Regions from separate parts of the Homo sapiens genome. Here region 2 is linked to region 1. A link is a loop called in an ENCODE intact Hi-C map of the cell type or tissue named here. Cell type or tissue: tibial artery. All regions are shown on one strand. Links, peaks and the distances in the headings refer to the core of each region. The heading gives the core; the rest is flanking DNA.

The links. A loop is a pair of places that touch in the nucleus more often than their neighbours do. Peaks named below come from ENCODE experiments on the same cell type or tissue, not always from the same donor. Only the 100,000 strongest peaks of a DNase experiment are listed, where the experiment ranks them.
Region 2: a loop joins it to region 1, with 7 times the contacts of the local background. A loop is called at or near these places in 88 of 110 quality-filtered maps.

The regions. Positions count from the first base shown.
Region 1 is chr16:10,250,918-10,253,830 of GRCh38, reverse strand. It overlaps LOC105371078 (a long non-coding RNA gene), which reads left to right and starts at 1,188. Exons shown (of 3, transcript XR_001752077.1): 1 at 1,188-1,517. In tibial artery, for the core only: no CTCF peak of the experiment used is centred there; no DNase peak of the experiment used is centred there; H3K27me3 peaks cover 2,160 bases.
Region 2 is chr16:10,508,135-10,511,047 of GRCh38, reverse strand. No RefSeq gene overlaps it. Among named protein-coding and RNA genes, the nearest start is that of LINC01290, 19 kb to the left of the region's middle. RefSeq lists an enhancer at 1,140-1,229. In tibial artery, for the core only: a CTCF peak has its summit at 1,274 (motif pointing right); no DNase peak of the experiment used is centred there.

The sequences.
Region 1 (2,913 bases), core at 285-2,784:
AAAGCCAGGGTGGCTGGGATTTCTGAACCAAGGGAAGCGTAACCCAACATGAGATCAGAGCATCGCCAGGGACTTGTAAACATCGTGCAGAGCCTGGATTTTATGCTAAGGGCAACGAGAAACCTTTGAAGAGGTTTTAGGCGAGCAGCTGCCGAGATCTAATTTATGTTTCAAGATCATTCTGGCTGCTGTGCAGAAAATAGAGTAGGGTGAGGCAGTCATGCAAACCACAGTGCTAAACACTTCACAGGCATTCACGCAAATCCCACGGTGATCCTCGTTTTCCAAGGGGTAACTGAGACCCAGCGAGGGTAAGCTATCTGCCCAAAGACACACAGCTAACAAGGCAGCAGAACTAGGATTAAAAAAAAAAAAAATTCATTTTTAGAGACAGGATCTCACTCTGTCACCCAGGCTGAAGTGCAGTGGTGGGACCATAGCTCACTGCAGCCTTGAATTCCTGGGCTCAAACCATCCTTCCACCTCAGCCTCCTGAGAAGCCAGGACTACAGGCGAGGCCACCATGCCGTGCTAATTTCATTTACATTTTTTCATAGACACAGGGGTCTCGCTATGTTCCCAGGCTCGTATCAAACTCCTGGGCTCAAGTGATCCTCCTGCCTCAGCCTCCCAAGTAGTTAGGACCACGGCTGTCACCATGCCCGGCTAATTTCATTTTAATGTTTTGTAGAGATGGGGTCTCGCAGAGATAGTTAGGGTTAGGGTTAGGTTAGGGTTAGGGTCTCGCAGCAAGACCCATCTCAACGAAAAATTTAAATGAAATTAGCAGGGCCAATTGGCCTCCTGGATTGCTTAAGCCCAGGATTTTTTGTATTTAAAAGAAATTTAATTTAATGAAATTTAAAGGCAAACAATTTAAAGGTTGGTGTCGAACTCTTGGGCTCAAGCAATCCTGCCTCAACTTCCTAAAGTGCTGAGATTATAGGCTGAGCCACTGCACCTGGCCAGGAGCTGGGAACGGATTGCAGGCCACCGAAGCTGCAGTCTGAGCCCCCACTGTAGGAGCTCACCGCCTCCTTCAGGGTCCGCCTGCTCCCCTTCAAGGCCAGCAACGTTCTGCACAGGGCAAGAGCTCCATAAATGCTCTTTGGGCGGAAAGGTGTGGGAGTGAGAGAATCTGGACAGGAAGGGCCCACAATGGAGTGGGGAAGGCACCGAGGGGAGCAGGCAGGGTCCGAGGAGGAGGGAGTTAGCGGAGGGAGTGCTGGTGGGGTGGTGGTCATGAAAATCAGACGTTCCCAAGCGACACACCCGGACCAGACCGTAGAGAAGATGCTGGACTTGGTGCGTGGGAATCATCAGCGACCCCGGCTAGGGCAGCTTCGGGCAGCGTAGGGAGGAAGCCAGATTGCAACGGATTAAGGAGTGAGGGGGTGGCGAGATTTGCTGTCCTGATTCAGCCGCCGCGGCGGCAGCCCGGGCTGGCTCTCCTCCCACAGGTGCGGGCTCCACATGCGACGGGAACACGTGTGCCCACTCGTGCCACAGGCATGCAGGTGGGTGGAGGGGGCGGCTGGGGAGGACTGAGGCCCGGGAGTGCGGACAGCCGGGGTGCACAGCCTGAAACGGAGAGCAGAGGGCTGTGGGCTGCCGCGGGACCACGCGCACAAGACCCCACGCGTGGGCTCCGCCTGGGGGGAGTGAAACAGAGCGGAAGGGGTTTGCTTGGGTGCTGGGATGCTTCTCTGTGGAGGTGGCAGAGAGAAGGAGGGAGTGAAATGAGAGAGAAAATGGTGAGCTGGGCAAAGAGGCCAGCCCCGTGTGGTTTTTGGAAAGGACATAGTAGGCCTGGCATGGTGGTGCACGCCTGTGATCCCAGTGCTTTGGGAGGCGTAAGCGGGAGGATCGCTTGAGCTCTGGAGTTCGAGGCCAGCCTGGGCAACATTGTGAGACCTTGTCTCTACTAAAAATTAAAAAAAAAAAAAAAAATGAAAAGCTTGCAGTAGAAGTAGTAATGAACAACAGCTGCCATTTATTGAGGGCCTGCTCTGTGCCCAGCGCTGTGCAAAGTAGGCTTAATCGTCCTGAGACTCTCACTCTGATGAAGAACATGTTAATGGTATCATCATCATGTTGTGGATGAGGACACCGAGCCTCAGGTTAAGTGACTTGCCCAAGGAGTGCTAGAATGGAACTTGGGCTGGACAGACCCAAAGCTCCTGCCCCTAACCCCTTTTTGGTGCTTCTGTCTACACCTTCCTGGAAGGGGGTGACACGTGGGGTTTTGAGTTAGTCAGACCTGTGTACCAGCCACTGCCCTGTGACTTTGGGTCATTTCCACCCCAGAGGGTTCAGTTTCCTTTTTTGCAAAGCAGGGATACGGAGAAACTTTGGGAAGGCTGAGGTGAGAAGCATCTAGATAAGGGCAATTCATTCGTTCATCCGTTCATTTGTTCGTTTAGCCACAGGTGTATTGAGCACCTGCTGTGTGCCTGATGCTATGCTATGGGAATCGATAGTCATGAGCTAGATGGGGTCTGTGATTTCATGGAGCTTAAATCCAGGGGAGAGATATGGATAATAAATGAGTAAATAAATTTACTAGGTAATTCTGGATCATAGTAGATGTTACAAAGGAGAAAATGCAGTGTAATGAGAGAGAGCGAGCATGATGGCTGAGGGCCTCTGCAAACTTATCCGCACAGCAAATGGCAGTAGCCAGTATGATGCTCCAATTTCTGCTCCAAACAGAAGGTTCCAGAAACCTTAGCCAAAAGATGCCTGGAATCACTGGGGAACCCAATCAAAAGGTGGATACCTGCGTATTTGGAATAAGACTCCCTGCCTTTCTGTTGGTTGTGTTATCCTTGGTGTGAAGAAACAGAGGCTCAAAGAGGTTAAGCAACCTGCCTGAAGTCACAGAGCTAATAAATGACGGGACCGGGATTTGAA
Region 2 (2,913 bases), core at 179-2,678, 260 kb before region 1:
TGGCCAAGCGTGGTGGCTCATGCCTGTAATCCCAGCACTTTGGGAGGCTGAGGTGGGTGGTTGACTTGAGGTCAGGAATTCGAGACCAGCCTGGCCAACATGGCAAAACCCCGCCTCTACTAAAAATACAAAAATTAGCCAAGCATGGTGGCACACACCTGTAATTTCAGTTACTCGGGAGGCTGAGGCAGGAGAATCACTTGAACCCGGGAGGCAGAGGTTGGAGTGAGCCGAGATCGCACCACTGTACTCTAGCCTGGGCAACAGAGTGAGACTCTATCTCAAAAAAAAAAAAAAATACTATAAACTTGGTGACTTAACACAACAGAAATTATTTTTCTTGCCATTCTGGAGGCTGAAGTGTCCACAGGACTATGCCCCCTCTGGAGGCCCTCATGGAGAACTCATCCTTGCTTCTTCTAGCTCCTGGTGGCTCCAGGCATTCCCTGGCTTTTGGCTGCATTGTTCCAATCTCCACCTCTGTCTTCACATTGCATTTCTTCTCTCTCTCATCTCTGTGTGTCTCTTATCAGGACACTTGTCATTTAATTTGGGCTGAGATCATCCAAGATGATCTCATCTGGAGATTCTTAATCACATCTGCGAAGATCCCCTCCCCTCCCCTTCCTCCCCTTCCCTCCCTTCCCCTCTCCTTCCCTCCCCTCCCCTCCCCTCTTCTTTTTTAAGACAGAGTCTCACTCTGTCGCCCAGGCTGGAGTACAGTGTGGTATGATCATAGCTCATGGAGCCTCAATCTCCTGGACTTAGGTGATCCTCCCAACTCAGCCTCCTGAGTAGCTGGGACTACAGGTGTGGGCCACCATGCCTGGCTAATTTTTATTTTTTTTTTAGAAATGGAGTCTCGCTATATTGCTGGTCTCAAACTCCTGGGCACAAGCAATCCTCCTGCCTTGGCCTCCCAAAATGCTGTGATTACAGCAGGCATGAGCCACCGTGCCTGGCCGATCCTTTTTTCCAAATAAGGTCACATTCACAGATTCTAGGATGAAGACATCTCTTGGGGTGGGGGACCCAGTTCAACCAGCTGCACACGGGATGTAGATAAATGCTGGAAGGGCCCAGAGGACGCCTCTTGATGATGGAGTAGGGTTTCTCTTTCTTCATTAGCAAGGGAACTACACATATTTGTAGAGCAGTGCCCCTTAAAAATCATCGTTTATATTTTCAGTTCCTGTCTCAGCAACCAGATGAAGTATTGAGTGGAGTCCCTTCCATCCACATTAATCTGTTGATGGGAGTGGTGTGTTCCTTCAACATTACCACCAGGTGGCAGCCAAGAACTTAGAGTCAGGCGGGCTCATGCTTGCTGCCTGACCCAAGTACATGGTCTTAGCTCCTGAATTGAGATCCAAGTTTGCAAATAACGACAGAGGATGCCAAATCACCTTTGCTCTGGCCTATTCAGTAACATGTCACTTAATAGGGAGAATTACCGGATCAGTCCACCAGCCAGCCTAGTGTGGCAATAACTTACCCCAACTGTTTAAGCATTTACATAGCACTACCTGTTTTTTGTTTGTTTGTTTGTTTTATTTTTGAGAGGGAGTTACGCTCTTGTTACCACGGCTGGAGTGCAATGGTGCGATCTCGGCTCACTGCAACCTCCACCTCCTGGGTTCAAGTGATTCTCCTGCCTCAGCCTCCGGAGTAGCTGGGATTACAGGTATGTGCCACCACGCCCAGGTAATTTTGCATTTTTTAGTAGAGATGGGGTTTCTCCATGTTGGTCAGGCTGGTCTCGAACTCCCAATCTCAGGTGATCCACCCACTTCGGCCTCCCAAAGTGCTGGGATTACAGGCATGAGCCACCGTGCCCGGCATACACACCTGTTAATTTTGCCTGTTTTGCATTTCTTTCCTTACTTTGGGGTAGTTGGGAATGTTAATCACTTTAGCCCCTTCCCTAGCACAATTATTGTTTCAAAGATTGGCATATTAAGTCATTCCAGTGGGAGCATCACAAAGAAAATCTGATATTCTTTTCTTTCTGTGAATCAACCTGTATCTTTCCTGCAAGTTATTCCCCCGACACACTTGCTTGCTGTCACAGGACCTTCACTGATGGGATCTGCATTTTGTTAACAGTTTAAGGTGGTCAACTCTAGCACAGGCCAGGCCAAAAGTCAAAAATTCTTCATTACTGAATGAATATCCTAGGTAGATTATACAAGGATGTCCTTATACTACCAAAGAATGTTCTTTTATAATATAAAAGGATGTCCTTATTCAGATGTCCCTAGACCAATTACTTTAACTTTTGGAATGTCCAAATACAGCCAAAATCGACCCCTGAATTGTTTCTAAAACTGAGATCTTTTATTAAAATAGCAAAAGGAAGAAGTGATAGGTTCCATGAGGCCTATAGTTACAGAGATTTATTATTGAATTTGTTCAAAACATTTTTGTGTTTTAAATATTTCCCAGATGATTCTGATATGTGACCAGGGTTGAGGACCAGCATTTCTCTATGAGAGCTAGATCAGGTGTGAATTTCAGAATTAGAGGTGATTAATTTGACTGTTATCTCTTTCTCTCTCTACTTTTTGTGCCTGGAATACTTAGTTAAAACTTATTAAGCACGGTGGCTCACACCTGTAATCCCAGCACTCAGGGGAGGCGGAGGCAAGCAGATCACTTGAGGTCAGGAGTTCAAGAGGAGCCTGGACAACATGGTGAAACCCCGACTCCACTAAAAAAATACAAAAATTAGCCAGGTTTGGTGGTGTGTGTGCCTGTAGTCCCAGCTACTCGGGAGGCTAAGGCAGGATCACCTGAACCTGGGAGGCGGAGATTGCAGTGAGCCGAGATCGCACCACTGCACTCCAGCCTGGGTGACAGACTGAGACTCCATCTTAAAAAATAAATTAATTAAATAAAACCAATTAATCTCAG